2 separate regions of the Homo sapiens genome follow, and region 1 is linked to region 2. Evidence: read pairs that join two places in POLR2A ChIA-PET (ENCODE). Cell type or tissue: OCI-LY7. All regions are shown on one strand. Links, peaks and the distances in the headings refer to the core of each region. The heading gives the core; the rest is flanking DNA. Region 1 overlaps ABCA3 (ATP binding cassette subfamily A member 3). Region 2 holds the start of NTN3 (netrin 3).

Region 1 (8,320 bases), core at 287-8,286, 160 kb before region 2:
AAAGTGGGATTACAGGCATGAGCCATAGTGCCTGGTCTTTTTTTTTTTTTTTTTTTTTTTTGAGACAGAGTCTTGCTCTGTTGCCAGGCTGGAGTGCACTGGCACAACCTCGGCTCACTGCAACCTCCGCCTCCTGGGTTCAAGCGATGCTCCTGCCTCAGCCTCCCGAGTAGCTGGGACTACAGGTACCCGCCACCACACCCGGCTAATTTTTGTATTTTTTTTTTTTAGTAGAGACGAGGTTTCACTGTGTTGGCCAGGATGGTCTCAATCTCCTGACCTCATGATCCACCCGCCTCGGCCTCCCAAATTGCTGGGATTACAGGCGTGAGCCATGGTGCCCGGTCATAAATTGTTGTATGTATTTTACACACACACACACACACACACACACACACACACACACACAGCAAAGTCTGATGAGATATTACCCGAAATCTCATTGAAATTCGAACCGAAGACACATGAGCCCTCAGATCGAAATGTTCATAAAGAAAAATCACACCTAGACTTTTGGCAGACTCCCACTAACGATGAGTATCGGATGGCAATAAGGTAACATTATAAAATTGCCAAGGAAGAACACCTATCTGTGGAGAATTTCACAGGCAGCTAAAATACTATACAGGAGTGAGGGCAAAATACAGACACCTTTGGACATACAAAGTCGAAAGCACTGACCACTTACCAATGCCCACTAGAAGAACTACTCAAAGATGTGCTTCAACACAGAGAAGAGTGACTCTAAAAAGCCAGGTACACGAAAATCACGTGCACATCAGATATGTTGGCAAAGCACAGGAATGTCACATAGGAAGTAACTGCTTATGATTTTTTTTCTTTTTTTGAGACAGGGTCCCTCTCGTTCTCCAGGCTGGAATGCAGTGGTACAAACTCAGCTCACTGCAACATCCGCCACCTGGGCTTAAGCAATGCTCCCACCTCAGCCTCCCAAGTAGCTAGGACCACAGGGGCATGCCACCACACCTGGCTAATTTTTAAACTTTTTTTTTTTTTTTTTTTTTTTTGTAGAGACAGGGTCTTGCCATGTTGCCTAGGCTGGTCTTAAACTCCTGGGCTCAAGTGATCCTCCTGCCTTGACCTCCTAAAGTGCTAGGATTACAGGTGTGAGCTACCATGCCTGGTCACTTAGGTTTTCTTTAATAATAAAACAAACTAGACAACAACAAAAGTTAGGAGGTCAGGCATGGTGGCTCACACCTGTAATCCCAATGCTTTGGGAGGCTGAGGTAGGAGGATCACTTGAGATCAGGAGTTCAAGACCAGTCTGGGAAACATGGTGAGAAAAAAAAAAAAAAAAAAAAAGCTAGGTGTGGTGGCAGGTAACGGTGGTGTGAGCTACTCAGAAGGCTGAGGCTGGAAGATAGCTTTGAGCCCAGCAGTTCAAGGCTGCAGTGAGCCGTGTCTGTGCCATTGCACTCCAGCCTGGGCAACAGAACAAGAGGCAGTCTCAAAAAAAAAAAAAAAGAAAAAAGAAAAGAAAAAAAGAAAAGAAAAAAAAAAAAAGGCCAAGCGCAGTGGCTCACACCTGTAATCCCAGCACTTTGGGAAGCCAAGGAGTATGGATCGCTTGAGGTCAGGATTTCAAGACCAGCCTGGACAACATGGCAAAACCCCGTCTCTACTAAAAATGCAAAAAAAAAAAAAAAAAAAAAAAAAAAAAAAAAAAAAATTAGCCAGGCGTGGTGGCACACGCCTGTAATCCCAGCTACTCAAGAGGCTGAGGCACAAGAATCACTTGAATCCCAGAGGCAGAGACTGCAGTGAGCCAAGATCGCACTAATGCACTCCAGACTGAGCAACAGAGCAAGACTGCTCGAAAAAAAAAACAAAAAACTGGGAACCTCTAAAAGTACTTAGAGTGGTGGTGAGGTTGGAGTTTTACCTGGGAGGAGCCTGGGCATACTGAATAACTTCACTTTTTGGAATTTTAGAGGTAAGTAATCAAGTGAAACATTAAAGGTAATCACTAAAAAAAGAGAAACACAACTTATAGCCTCTGAACCATCCGAGGTAAAAGGCACTACAGAAGGCCAACAGAAGGCAGGAAAGGAAAACAAAGAAGCAAAAGAGAATGATAACAAAGTGACACACAAAATCCAGACAGGAAAAATGATCTTCAACGTAACTGTCACCGCAAGGCTCTGCACATGGCCGGGCTCACTGTCCTCACTTCTGGCTCGCCTTCCCTTTGGGCTGCTGGACAGCACTCGGCATGGCCAGCCACACACCTGCCTTCTCTGAATTCTCCTTCTCCCTAAATTACGCTGACTTTCCTCCTTCCAGTCCAACCTTCCCCTGGTCAGCTCCTCCCTGGGCAGCTCCACCAGGCCACTCTCCCTTCCGATCACAGCCTCTGGGTTATTTCCATGCAGATGGCCCTTGGCCCCTTGGCAACCCCACTCTGCCCCATGACTGGGGCTCACCTTTGCTGAAGAAGGTGCTGACCATGAAGCTGAAGGAGATGGTAGAGATGGCGAAGCACAGCAGGAAGGCGAGCACCAGGGAGGGGTCGCTGCGGGACAGCACGGCTACATTTGGCTTCACCTGCAGGGCACAGGCATGAGTCGGGCGTGGTGGGCCGGCAGAGGTGGACCAGGAGGACTCCTGACCATCCCTGGTCACAGGGACGCGGCTCCACCGAGAGGAGTGGGACATTGACAGCTCCTCTCCCCCATGAGGGACAGACTCTCTCTGAAGTCTCTGACCACAAAGTTCTTCCCAAGAGGGCCCTCCTGGGGTGCCCTGGCTCTCCCCGTCCTCACCAGAGCCCCACCGACGCCATGCTCACCTTGACACAGAAGAGCAGGGTCATGAAGGAGGCGGCGATGAGGAGGAAGAGGAAGAACAAGAGGAACCAGGCACTCCAGTGCAGCCAGCTGCTGAGCCCCATCATGCGCATGTACTCCTGGGGAGAGAAGCCATCACGCTGCTGGGGGCCCGTCACTGCCCGCCATGATGGCATGTGCCAGGCTGGACGGCAGCAGGCCTGAGTCCGACTGTCCCAGCAGCCCTGCATTCGACAGGGTCTTACTATGTCGGCCAGGCTCATCTTGCTCAAACTCCTGGGCTCAAGTGATCTGCCTGCCTCAGCCTCCCAAAGTGCTGGAATTATAGGCATAAGCCACTGCACCCGGCCAGCCCTCCATTCTGTAGAGCGATTCCACACTCCCAGTGCATGCTCCCCAGTCTTTCCTGGTACTTGAGATCGTCCCCCGAAGCTACGTCAGGCGGCAGGAGCCCAGCCCTTCTGGGGGTGGGCCGAAAGACCCTGCCAGTTCCCAACCACGTCAACACCAGCCTCCATGGCTGTGAGACGTGACCACAGATCAGACCATAGCTGTGGATGCCATAGCCATTCATTCCCTCAACCTCCCCTACTCTGAAAGGAGGGGCCCAGAACCTCTGCAGTGAAGGACGAGGCGCAGTGATGGGTCGGCTCTGACCACACCTTCCTTCCTCACCTGCCCCACCAAGGAGTCAGGCGTGGTGATGAGGAAACCCAGTTCCTTCACTGACCAAAAGCGCCTGGGGAGTCCTGGGGCGGCCACACTGACCAATACGGCAGCCAGCAGCCAGGTGTGGCCGTTTCAACTGAAGTTAATTAAAAATAAAGTTAAAAATTCAGCTCCTCATTTCTTTTTCTTTCTTTTTCTCTTTTTCTTTTTTTTTTTTAGATGGAGTCTTGCTCTGCTGCCCAGGCTGGAGTGCAGTGGTGCGATCTTGGCTCACTGCAACCTCCACCTCCCGGGTTCAAGAAATTCTCGTGCCTCAGCCTCCCAAGCAGCTGGGATTACAGGTGCATGCTACCACGCCTGGCTAATTTTTGTATTTTTAGTAGAGACACGGTTTCACCTTGCTGTCCAGGCTGGTCTTGAACTCCTCACCTCAAGTGATCCGCCCACCTCGACCTCCCAAGGTGCTGGGATTACAGGTGTGAGCCAGTGCCCAGGGCTAGCCCTTTCTTATGCATAATTTCTGACCTACAGAACAGCGGGAAGAGGAGCACAATGGTCTCTCACATTCCCACCACTTAGGTTCAGTAACCGTTTCACGTTTTGCCCTATTTGTTTGATCTGTGTATCTGCATATGTGCACACTTTTTTTTTTTTCAGGATCATTTTATAGCCCACTGCTGACTCCCTCAATGCTGCATAGTTTTATGAAAGTTATTTATGGCACCAAGCAGATGAACAACTGGGCAGCCTCAAAATGAGCCCCTAGCCAGGTGTTACAGCTCATGCCTGTAATCCCAGCACTGTGGGAGAATGAGATGGGAGGCTGAGATGGGAGAATTTCTTGAGGCCAAGAGTTTGAGACCAGCCTTGGCAATATAGAAAGACCTCCGGCCGGGCACGGTGGCTCACGCCTGTAATCCCAGCACTTCTGGAGGCCGAGGCGGGCGGATCACAAGGTCAGGAGATTGAGACCATCCTGGCTAACACGGTGAAACCACGTCTCTACTAAAAATACAAAAAATTAGCTGGGTGTGGTGGCAGGCACCTATAGTCCCAACTACTCGGGAGGCTGAGGCAGGAGAATGGCGTGAACCCGGGAGGCAGAGCTTGCAGTGAGCCGAGATCGCACCACTGCACTCCAGCCTGGGCGACAGAGCGAGACTCCAACTCAAAAAAAAAAAAATACTAAAACACCAAGCCTTTGGACATGGCCTCCCCAGGACAGCGCGGTTTCTAGAGTGTTGGGGAGCCAAAGCGGGCAGTCACCTTCAGCCTCCTTTCCTTCTCCTGCACGACAGCACGGGCAATGGTGAGCGCGGTGTAGGTGAAGCTGAGCAGCAGCAGCAGGGGCAGCTGGTACTGGATGGCCACGAGGAAGGGGTCTGCGATGAACGGCGGGTACGGGAACCTCTTGATGGTCACCGTCAGTCTCTGGAACAGCTGGCGTGTGGCGGCATCGGCATGGTACTCCATGATGGCCCGGTCCACAGCATGCTGCACGGCCAGGAAGCCTTCCCGGATGTACCCTGGGTGCGGGAGCAGAGGATGGCCCAGCCACCTCGAGGAGCTGCTCTCGAGGGCAGAGGGCCACGTGCATGGGGTCCATGGGGGAAGAGATGCTTGGGGCAACAGAGTGACTTCAGCTCAGGACCCCCGTGGCCGCTCAGTGGTCCCACGGGAGAAGGAAGGAAACGCACCACACACTGACAGCAAATGAGAAGAGAGATGTGATTGTCACTTCCACTTTGTAACTAACACAACACACAAAAAAAATCACACACATGATCACTTTTTTTTTTTTTGAGACGGAATCTCACTCTGTCGCCCAGGCTGGAGTGCAGTGGCGCGATCTTGGCTCACTGCAACCTCCACCTCCCAGGTTCAAGCGATTCTCCTGCCTCAGCCTCCCGAGTAGCTGGGACTACAGGTGCACACCACCATGCCCAGCTAATTTTTTGTATTTTTAGTAGAGACGGGGTTTCACCGTGTTAGCCAGGATGGTCTGGATCTCCTGACCTCATGATCCACCCACCTTGGCCTCCCAAAGTGCTGGGATTACAGGCGTGAGCCACTGCACCCGGCCTTTTTTTTTTTTGAGACAGTCTTGCTCTCTCACTCAGGCTGGAGTGCAGTGGCGCGATCTCGGCTCACTGCAACGTCTGCCTCCTGGGTTCAAGCAATTCTCCTGCCTCAGCCTCCCGAATAGCTGGGATTACAGGTGCACACCACCACGCCCAGCTAATTTTTTTTTTTTTTGTATTTTTAGTAGAGACGGGGTTTCACTATGTTGGCCAGGCTGGTCCCGAACTCCTGACCTCAGGTGATCTGCCTGCCTCAGCCTCCCAATGCTGGGATGACAGGTGTGAGCCACTGCGCCCAGCCTGAGGGCTGAATTCTCATCAGGCATATTAGTGGGTCTAAGGCATGGACATCTGGAGGCAAAACTGAGGCTAGAATTGACCAGTCCCTGTGCCATGCCAGTCTCACACACGTTATATCTCCTGGGGCTTTACTAGGAGCTTGTTTTTCCAGCCAACTTTTCTTCCCCCTCAGGTTCTCTGTCTTGCTGAGGACTAACCGACTATTCTTAATAACAAAACTTTTTTTCTCTAACAAAAGATATTTACTCTGTGTCATTTGCCACAAAGGTTTTCCCCAGTCTGCTATGTGCTTTTTTTTTTTTTTTTTTAAACCACCATTAGGTCTTTTCGTGTCTGGCAAATTTCCAGTTTGTACATGCTGAAATCTGTCAGTCTTTTCCTTTGAGATTGGTTTTCTCTTGCTTCCAAGCTTAGGGAATTGTTCCCCAAAAACAGGAGGGAGCTGAGCAGCTCCTGCCTGGGCCCCAGTCTCAGCAGCCAGTGTCCCCTCCTGCAGTCCCCTGCTGCAGGCAGCAAGCATCATGTGTGACAGCTGGACATAGCTTCTCCTGAGCTCCAGGCTGGGTGACCTGTCAAGGGCATCGCTCTGGGGCCTCACACACCCCACACCAGGTCTTGTTCATCTTAGTTCTAGATGTAAAATCTTGCCCTAGAGCATTAGCCTGGTGACAGCCCTGGCACCAGTAAGGGACATCGCTAAGCGCTGGCTGCATGCATGCTGTCTCCTGCCTGCCTGGCACTTGTGTCTCAGAATCATGCCTCATGGAGGGATGGGACGTTGCTGTGACTTCCATGGCAAACTTCCATGAGTTCTGTCTCCTGCCAGACCCGTGAAATACGACGTTCTCCAGAACACCCTGGACTTCCACCCAGAACCTGCAGTGGGGTCTTTCTTGGCCTGACAGCTAAGCCTAGTCCTGGGTCCGAGTCACTTCTTGGCTGTCCCTAGCTCAGTTCCAAGACAAGACCATGCTTCAGAGGAGGCACACGTACCAACCACCTGCCCAGGTCCACACGAAGACACACACTGATGGGGCATCAGAGTAACCAAGATCTGGCTTCCATGAACACCACACTGATTCCGTCAAACCATGGATCAGGTGCACAAGGACCACGGAGCTAAAAATGCCAGTAAGTCTGTACACAGAGAAGGCCCGGCAGAAAAAGAAAATGTAAACCAAGCCCCATGAACTCAAACGGGAGCTTTTAAAAGCTGACGTACAGCCGGGTGTGGTGGCTCATGCCTGTAATCCCAGAACTTTGGGAAGCCGAGGTGGGTGAATCATGAGGTCAAGAGATCGAGACCATCCTGGCCAACGTGGTGAAACCCCGTCTCTACTAAAAATACAAAAATTAGCTGGGCGTGGTGGTGTGCGCCTGTAATCCCAGCTACTTGGGAGGTTGAGGCAGGAGAATCGCTTGAACCTGGGACACAGCGGTTGCAGTGAGCCGAGGTCGCGCCACTGCACTCCAGCTTGGCGACAGAGCAAGATTCTGTCTGAAAAAAAAAAAAAAGAAAAAAAGCTGAAATACAAATGTTTCATTCAAGAGCACGTCTTCCAGGATATAGAGAAAGGGCCTTTGCTATCTTCAAGGATTATTTTAGTCTTTCAGAAACCAGTTATACTGGATGTTTTACTTTTCCTATAAACAAGAGTAAATGTTCCTGAAAAGTATTTCTTTCTTTTTTTTTTTAATTATACTTTAAGTTTTAGGGTACGTGTGCACAATGTGCAGGTTAGTTACATAGGTATACATGTGCCATGCTGGTGTGCTGCACCCATTTACTCGTCATTTAACATTAGGTATATCTCCTAATGCTATCCCTCCCCCCGCCCCCCCACCCCACAACAGGCCCCAGTGTGTGATGTTCCCCTTCCTGTGCTGGGAAAACTGGCTAGCCATATGTAGAAAGCTGAAACCAGATCCCTTCCATACACCTTATACAAAAATTAATTCGAGATGGATTAAAGACTTCAATGTTAGGCCTGAAACCATAAAAACCCTAGAAGAAAACCTAGGCATTACCATTCAGGACATAGGCATGGGCAAGGACTTCATGACTAAAACACGAAAAGCAATGGCAACAAAAGCCAAAATTGACAAATGGGATCTAATTAAACTCAAGAGCTTCTGCACAACAAAGGAAACTACCATCAGAGTGAACAGGGAACCTACAGAATGGGAGAAAATTTTTGCAATCTACTCATCTGACAAAGGGCTAATATCCAGAATCTACAATGAACTCAAATAAATTTACAAGAAAAAACCAAACAACCCCATCAAAAAGTGGGCAAAGGATATGAACAAACACTTCTCAAAAGAAGACATTTATGCAGCCAAAAGACACATGAAAAAATGCTCATCATCACTGGCCATCAGAGAAATGCAAATCAAAACCACAGTGAGATACCATCTCATACCAGTTAGAATGGCAATCATTCAAAAGTCAGGAAACAA
Region 2 (8,320 bases), core at 83-8,082:
CCCACGGGCTGCGAAGGCTGAGCTGCCCCCCTCCAGACCCCTCCCGCCAGCGCATTCCTGGCTCCCCGGCCCCTCCCCTGGCTCCCGGGCCTCCCAGCCCCCTTCCCCGCTGGCCCAGCCCGCGTCTGAATCTGCTTCTGATTCCAGCTCTGCGATGAGGCCCCCTCCCCTCCCCTGCCTCCTTCCCGACCCGAGCAGCCCCGCCCCCGGCTGGGCCCGGGCTTGCGCCTGCTGCGCCCCCCACCCCCTCCTGGCACAGCTCGTCCGCCCTCGCTGCAGCCGGGAGGAGGCGGCGGCCCGTGCACCGCAGGCCCCGCCCGCCCACGGCCCTTCCCGGGAGGCCGGGAGACCTGCTCCGCCCGGCCCTCGGTGGGTGAGTGCGAGCGGCGGGTGGGGCCTCCGCGGGCGGAGGCACCGGGAGCGGGGGCGACGCCTGTCATCGCTCTAGGCCCAGCGGGAGGACGCGCCAACATCCCCGCTGCTGTGCTGGGCCCGGGGCGTGCCCGCCGCTGCTCCCACCTCTGGGCCGGGCTGGGGCCGCCCGGGGGCCCTGTTCCTCGGCATTGCGGGCCTGGTGGGCAGAGCCGCGGAGAGGGCTTCTTTTCCCCAAGGGCAGCGTCTTGGGGCCCGGCCACTGGCTGACCCGCAGCGGCTCCGGCCATGCCTGGCTGGCCCTGGGGGCTGCTGCTGACGGCAGGCACGCTCTTCGCCGCCCTGAGTCCTGGGCCGCCGGCGCCCGCCGACCCCTGCCACGATGAGGGGGGTGCGCCCCGCGGCTGCGTGCCAGGACTGGTGAACGCCGCCCTGGGCCGCGAGGTGCTGGCTTCCAGCACGTGCGGGCGGCCGGCCACTCGGGCCTGCGACGCCTCCGACCCGCGACGGGCACACTCCCCCGCCCTCCTTACTTCCCCAGGGGGCACGGCCAGCCCTCTGTGCTGGCGCTCGGAGTCCCTGCCTCGGGCGCCCCTCAACGTGACTCTCACGGTGCCCCTGGGCAAGGCTTTTGAGCTGGTCTTCGTGAGCCTGCGCTTCTGCTCAGCTCCCCCAGCCTCCGTGGCCCTGCTCAAGTCTCAGGACCATGGCCGCAGCTGGGCCCCGCTGGGCTTCTTCTCCTCCCACTGTGACCTGGACTATGGCCGTCTGCCTGCCCCTGCCAATGGCCCAGCTGGCCCAGGGCCTGAGGCCCTGTGCTTCCCCGCACCCCTGGCCCAGCCTGATGGCAGCGGCCTTCTGGCCTTCAGCATGCAGGACAGCAGCCCCCCAGGCCTGGACCTGGACAGCAGCCCAGTGCTCCAAGACTGGGTGACCGCCACCGACGTCCGTGTAGTGCTCACAAGGCCTAGCACGGCAGGTGACCCCAGGGACATGGAGGCCGTCGTCCCTTACTCCTACGCAGCCACCGACCTCCAGGTGGGCGGGCGCTGCAAGTGCAATGGACATGCCTCACGGTGCCTGCTGGACACACAGGGCCACCTGATCTGCGACTGTCGGCATGGCACCGAGGGCCCTGACTGCGGCCGCTGCAAGCCCTTCTACTGCGACAGGCCATGGCAGCGGGCCACTGCCCGGGAATCCCACGCCTGCCTCGGTGAGGCCTTGGAGGGTGGCCTGGGGACCTTGGACACAACCAGCCTGCCCCTGACCCATCCCTCCCTGCAGCTTGCTCCTGCAACGGCCATGCCCGCCGCTGCCGCTTCAACATGGAGCTGTACCGACTGTCCGGCCGCCGCAGCGGGGGTGTCTGTCTCAACTGCCGGCACAACACCGCCGGCCGCCACTGCCACTACTGCCGGGAGGGCTTCTATCGAGACCCTGGCCGTGCCCTGAGTGACCGTCGGGCTTGCAGGGGTGAGCCACCACCGGCCACCTGCAGGCCCTCACCCTCTGACTTCCCAGATCCCCAGACAGGCTTCTGACCAGGCCCTTCCCACCTCTGTCCTCAGCCTGCGACTGTCACCCGGTTGGTGCTGCTGGCAAGACCTGCAACCAGACCACAGGCCAGTGTCCCTGCAAGGATGGCGTCACTGGCCTCACCTGCAACCGCTGCGCGCCTGGCTTCCAGCAAAGCCGCTCCCCAGTGGCGCCCTGTGTTAGTGAGTGACCCTGCCCCGCCTCAGCCACCAAGCCAAGGCCACCCCAGCTCCCTGCTGTTGTCCCGTCTATTCCCCGAGCCCTGCAGATCTCTCTGCCCCTCCATCGCAGGCCATTCTCCCTCCCTCTCTGCAGAGACCCCTATCCCTGGACCCACTGAGGACAGCAGCCCTGTGCAGCCCCAGGGTGAGTGGACACAGGACAGGGCCCCAGACTGGCATGACTTTGGGGGAGGGGGCTCTGGGAGGAGAGGGTGGGGAAAGGGAGTCTGTGCCAGCCTCCCACCTTCTACCCAGACTGTGACTCGCACTGCAAACCTGCCCGTGGCAGCTACCGCATCAGCCTAAAGAAGTTCTGCAAGAAGGACTATGGTAGGTGCCCTCAGGCCTCCCGCGGACCTTCCCACCTTCCTCCTCTCCCTACCTTCCCTCCTCCGCCAGCTTCCCCTTGGAACGCCTTGACCCTTGCTGGGCCCCAAGGCCCATCCTCATCCCTCAGGTCCTCCACGGGCAGCGACCCCGCCCCTTCAGCCCCCACTGCCCTCCTGGTGTCCTCCCCGTGCCTCCCCCTACCGCGGGCAGGCCGCCCCTTCCTGACCCCGCCCCCTCTCGCTCTCCCCGCAGCGGTGCAGGTGGCGGTGGGTGCGCGCGGCGAGGCGCGCGGCGCGTGGACACGCTTCCCGGTGGCGGTGCTCGCCGTGTTCCGGAGCGGAGAGGAGCGCGCGCGGCGCGGGAGTAGCGCGCTGTGGGTGCCCGCCGGGGATGCGGCCTGCGGCTGCCCGCGCCTGCTCCCCGGCCGCCGCTACCTCCTGCTGGGGGGCGGGCCTGGAGCCGCGGCTGGGGGCGCGGGGGGCCGGGGGCCCGGGCTCATCGCCGCCCGCGGAAGCCTCGTGCTACCCTGGAGGGACGCGTGGACGCGGCGCCTGCGGAGGCTGCAGCGACGCGAACGGCGGGGGCGCTGCAGCGCCGCCTGAGCCCGCCGGCTGGGCAGGGCGGCCGCTGCTCCCACATCTAGGCGCACGTTCACCCTGTGCCTTCGCCTGCCAAGGAGTCCTTGCTCGCGTCGCGCGTGTCGCCACCTGGGCCGCCGCCCCGTCCCCGCCGGCAGCTCCCTCGGTACCTCCCGTCTGGCCCTGGGGGGATGTGACCGGCGCAGCGACAGCCCGCCCCGCACAGAGGCAGATGATATGGCACACCCGGAGGACCCCATGGTCTCCCGCCCTCTGGCTGTCGGCCCTGTCCCAGGGGCACTGGGATACCCGGAAGGCTGTGAATCCTTCGTGATGCCGGGCCCTCTCGGGGATCTCAGATCATCCCCGGGGCCGCTGTGATGCACCCCCACCTGTGCGGCGACCCGCCAGGGAGCGCACTGACCTCCCCAAAGACTGTGGCCACCGCAGGCGCCTTGGACCCCCATGGGGGGACAGGGCGTCCCCTGCCTCCTGCAGCCCCACGAGGGCGGCGGCCTTGGCCCCTGCGGGCTGGGCGTCCGCGTCCGGGCGCCCCGCGGCGTCTGCTGCCGGGTCCCGTAACTTTCTTGGCCGCCTGTGTCCCCGTCTGCCGGCTCCGTCCGGCCGTCCCTCTCTCTGCCGCGTCTCTGACCCTCGGCGCCACAGCTCCTCAGCTCAGGGCCCGTCCCAGAACCTCCTTCCAGCCCTTCTCCCCCGACTCGGGAAGGGACGTCGTGCCCACGCGGTTCCGGATCCACGCGTGACCCGGCCGGACCGCGACTCCGACAGGCGGCTGTCCGGGCCCCCGATGCCCTCGGCAGGGCCGTGCCACCCCCCGCCCCCCTTGGCTTGTCCCCCCGGGACCGCACTGCCGTTGCCTCCTCTCCGCACGGGACCGGTTCCCGGCCGGCCCCAGCTTCCGCCGCTGCGGCCGCCGACCGTCAGCGCGCATGCCCAGAGCCGGGCAGGCCGGAGCCCCGCGGGCTCTCCGGGGTGGGCACAGGGCGACAGCTCGGCGGGGGCGGGGCCGAGCACGCGCGTGCGCAGAAAGGCCGGCGCGGCAGGCTGAGGAGAAAGCGGCGCGCGGAGGTGGGTGCGCTCGGGGCGTGCGGGGGGCGCGCGGCGGGGTGGCGGGTGGCGGGGCCGGGTCCCCGCTGTCACCGCGGTCGGCGCGTGCTGGGGGCGGGAGCGTGGGGGCCGGGCTGCGGGCCCCATTCGAGGCGGGGATCCCCGGCCACGCGCGGGTTGGGGGCTCCAGAGCCCGGCACCGCCCGGCGCTGCAGCTGCGGCTTGGCCTACGGGAGGGGGCGCAGGAGCGGGACCCCCTGGGCGCGAGGCCCGATCCCCGCCCGGTCGCTGGCCCGCGGCCCGGCCCAGGGCATGGTGTCGTCTGGAAGAGTGACTGTGTCACTGTTTCCTTGGGGCGCTTTCCGTCTCCGCAGGGTCGGAAATCCTCTTGGGGGCTCGGTGAGATTGCAACAGATTCTGATACGCCCTGCCCTGTGGACCTGCAGCGGCCCCGGGCCCCGCCCCGCCCCGCCCAGGGATGACACACGCCCCCACCGACCACCCGCTTGGGGGTCCGCCAGCCCCCGGCCCTGTCCAGTGGGGGGCCCCTCTGGGTGCGCCGTGCCAGGCGGCCGCTGTCCTTCGGGCCCTGGGAGGTGGAAGCCAGGGACTCCCAGCCCTGAGCCAGCACAGCGGAGGGGAGAGCCGGCCCCACCTGGGCTGGGCTGCACCTGTTCCCGCCCCCTCCAGGCGGGAGTCCCCGCGGCCTGGCCACAGGCCTTCTTTGATGGCCGTGCCCCGCAGGGAAACGCGCTGTGGCCCCCGGGTTACTGCTTGCGGGGGTGATATTAAAGGTCAAAGGTTGTCTAAAAGCCACCTGGGTGGTGTGGAGGTGCAGGTGGGCTGTTAGGTTGGTGGCTGTGGTTGTGAAGCCGATGTCACTGTCTTTACCCAGCAGCTTATTCCAGAAAGGGGGCGTCAGCCTGCCCTTCCAGTGCCGATAGAAGCACTAGCGGGTGATTTTTCCCTGTTTTGCTGTGTTTGCTCTGGAGTCACCAGGTGACTTCCAGGCAGTGTGCAGAAGGAACCGTCCCATTATTTGGCACGTGGGCCGTTTCCTCCACCCGAGGTCCAGGGCTCCGTCTTCACAGTCTGTCCTCAGCACACAGTAGGCACCTGTAGATGGCACACGTGGCGTTTCCTCCGCCCGAGGGCCAGGGCTCTGTCTTCAGCACACAGTAGGCACCTGTAAATGTTTGCTCAGTTGCGGCGAAGACAAGCAGTCAGGTTCTTTTCATTTTAAGGAACACACACTGGGAAAAAAAACCAATCCAGATTAGAGAAGATCAGAAAATCTTACGAAGATTTTACAGTTACTGTTCCTAGCCTGTGGCGTGACCCCTGCGTGCACCGCCTTTTATTCTGAGGGTTGATCCTCATCTAATCTGAACACTCAGATAGAGGCTTTACATGGAGGACTTATTGGGGAGTGCTTGCTCTACTTAGAAGCCTGTCTTTCCCTGTGAAGAGGGCGGGAGCCACGCTGTTCATCTTTGCTTCCCCACAGCCTGGCCAGGGCCGGACCAGAGGTTTTCTCTACATGATGGTTGAAGTGGATCAAGGTCCTTTTGTCGGAGTGATAGATGTCAACTATTGCAGTGGCTTTCCACTGGGTTGAGGGTGACCTTCCGAGATGCAGAAGTAATCTAGGCAAGGTTTTCATAACAACAATAAATTTGGCCACCCAGGGTCTGTGAAGTCACCTGTAGGGTAGCCTTACTAGCTCTCGCTGACCACACCTGCCAGGAGTGTCCAGCAGGCTCGAGTGACCTTGGGCATGCAGTGTTGCTCTTAATTATCTACAGATTGAGCCAAGCTCAGAAAACATATTAAATGTTTGCCTTTAGATGGTTTCTGGTTTAAAGTACATAAGGACAATGAAGCAGGTTACAAAAAAAGCACTTAACATTTACCCTGTTCAATGTTTTACCTGTCTGAGCATACCTTTTCTGTTATGACAACTCTGTAAATGGAAGAAAGAAGTCCTTTTCAACTCAAAGCAGCAATTTCAGTGGCTGTTTCAAACATTGCCTTTCAATTGGAGATAAAATCAAAGAAACAAAACCTCAGGCTTTTTACTGAGGACCAACTTGAATTCATTATTCAATGATTTTCTGTATCCTTTCAACATGTGTTTGTTAAGCGAGGTGCGGTGGCTCACGCCTGCAATCCCAACACTTTGGGAGGCTGAGGTGGAAGGATCGCATGAGCCCAGGAGTTCAAGACCACCTTGGGCAACATAGGGAGGTCTCGTCTCTATAAAAAATTAGCCAAGTATGGTGGCATGTGCCTGTGGTCCCAGCTACTTGGGAAGCTGAGGCAGAAGGATCACTTGAGCCTGGGAGCTCAAGACTGCAGTGAGCTGTGATTGTGCCACTGCACTCAAGCCAGGGCAACAGAGTGAGACCCTGTCTCTGAAAAACAAAACAATAAAAATGCATTTATTGAATTCACACTTCATAGGAGGCACCATGCCGTGTGTTCTGTGGATTTGGTGTTAAGACTTGGTCTCTGCCCTTGAGCTTATAGTGCAGTGAGGAGACAGGAGAATAAACACATGGTAGAAGCTCCCACAGAGGTGGACAGAGCCTTCTGTGGGCGCAAAGGCGTGGCATCCAGCTGGATTGTGGTGGGGGTGGGGCTCTGAGATGGACTTGAGCTTCATTTTGAAGGATGATCAGGACCGGCAAGAACAAGTGAGGGAAAGTGCCTTCCCCCGAAGGGACAGTGGATATAAAGTGACAGGCGTGGTTCCTGCCCACCAGCTCTTGGGAGAAGGGCAGTGGTGGCCCCAGGGTAGATGGGGTGAAGTGAGTGAGCTAGGCTGACAGCAGACTGGGAAAAGCCTTGAGTTCCACCTGGGAGTTTGAATTCACCCTGAGTGGCATGAAGCCTCTGAAGATCTTGGGTTTGTGAGTGACTTGATCAGAGGTGGCCAGGGAGGTGAAGAGGCCAAGGCCGGTTGAGGGACTGTCATGGCACACCCAGAGAGACATCAGCACAGAAAAGAGCAAGACTCAGCCAGGCCCGGGGGCTCACACCTGCAAGCCCAGCATTTTGGGAGGCCAAAGCGGGAGGAACACTTGAGCCCAGGAGTTGCAGGCTGCAGTGAGCTATGATTGTTCCACTGCACTCCACCCTGGTCAACTCTGTTTCAGAAGAAAAAAGAGAGCAAGACTCTGAGACAAGTGGTTGCAGGATGGGAAGAGCCAGGGAGGAAGGAGGGGATGTTCCAGTATTGAGCAGCGGGCAGTGCCACACCCCATGCAGAGTGTGGAGGGAGGGGGCGGGCTGGCACCGTGTGGAGATGGCGATGAGGTTACTGCGAGACTGGGCAGTAAGCATATGTGTTTTGGCCTGGAGCCAAGGAGAGTGTACTAGACGAGAGCATTTTGGGGATGCTGTGTGCCATCCAAGCTGGGGACTGGGTTGGGTCTTCCCAGGAGAATGTGCAGAGTGAGAAAAACGAGACGGAATCCTGAACCCTGTGGACTCCTAATACAGTCTTAAAGTCAGTAAGGTAACAGAAGGCCAGTCAGTAACCCGTTGCCTTTTGGGGGAATGGGGCAGGGTAGTGGGCTTTTTTCTTTTTTTTTTTGTTGAGACAGGGTCTCGCTCTTTCTCCTAGTCTGGAGTGCAGTGTCAGGATCAGTGGCTCACTGTAGCCTCGACCTTCTGGACTCAAGCGATCCCCTTGCCTCAGCTTCCCAAATAGCTGGGACGATAGACTTTTTTCTTTTTTTTTTTTTTTCGAGACAGGGTCTCATTCCCACTGCCGAGGCTAGAGTACAATGGAGGGATCATGAGATCATGGCTCACTGCAGCCTCGACCTCTCGGACTCAAGCAGTCTTCCCACCTTAGTCTCCTGAGTAGCTGGGACTATAGGCGCACACCACCATGCCTAGCTAATTTTTGCATTTTTTATAGAGACGGGGTCTCACTTTGTTGCCCAGGCTGGTCTCAAATTCCTGGACTCAAGCAGTTCTCCCACTTTGGCCTCCCAAAGGCTGGGATTACAGGCATGAGCTACGGTGCCTGGCCTGGCCTTTTAATTTGTCTCTTGGAGTGAAGGATGGAGTATGGGACGGGGGGGATGCCAGTGTCCTTGCAGTGGCCTTCCTGTCTCACGTGTCTATTTGCCTTTTGGGGAACCTCCAGCTTCAGTGTCGCTCTTCTCAAAGGACCTAGTTCACCTGCAGTCTGAGGGTTGC

Evidence for each region. ChIA-PET counts read pairs that join two places held together with the same protein. Peaks named below come from ENCODE experiments on the same cell type or tissue, not always from the same donor. Only the 100,000 strongest peaks of a DNase experiment are listed, where the experiment ranks them.
Region 1: POLR2A ChIA-PET joins it to region 2 with 14 read pairs; 4 of 35 experiments call an interaction of 5 or more read pairs at or near these places.

The regions. Positions count from the first base shown.
Region 1 is chr16:2,314,836-2,323,155 of GRCh38, forward strand. ABCA3 (ATP binding cassette subfamily A member 3) reads right to left here. Exons shown (of 33, transcript NM_001089.3): 8 at 4,746-5,005; 9 at 2,813-2,929; 10 at 2,448-2,568. Among named protein-coding and RNA genes, the nearest start is that of ABCA3, 22 kb to the right of the region's middle. In OCI-LY7, for the core only: no CTCF peak of the experiment used is centred there; no DNase peak of the experiment used is centred there.
Region 2 is chr16:2,471,042-2,479,361 of GRCh38, forward strand. NTN3 (netrin 3) reads left to right here and starts at 256. Exons shown (of 6, transcript NM_006181.3): 1 at 256-1,588; 2 at 1,660-1,848; 3 at 1,944-2,093; 4 at 2,227-2,277; 5 at 2,388-2,462; 6 at 2,715-3,104. The coding sequence starts at 661. The coding sequence ends at 3,064. TBC1D24 (TBC1 domain family member 24) reads left to right here and starts at 4,086. Exons shown (of 8, transcript NM_001199107.2): 1 at 4,086-4,129. RefSeq lists silencers at 394-533, 2,688-2,837, 2,908-2,967, 3,028-3,297, 3,698-4,187 and 1 more. In OCI-LY7, for the core only: CTCF peaks have their summits at 3,163, 3,373, 4,494, 4,697 (motif pointing right) and 1 weaker place; DNase peaks (open chromatin) are centred at 330, 3,070, 4,020, 4,490 and 5 weaker places; H3K4me3 peaks cover 4,873 bases; H3K27ac peaks cover 2,989 bases.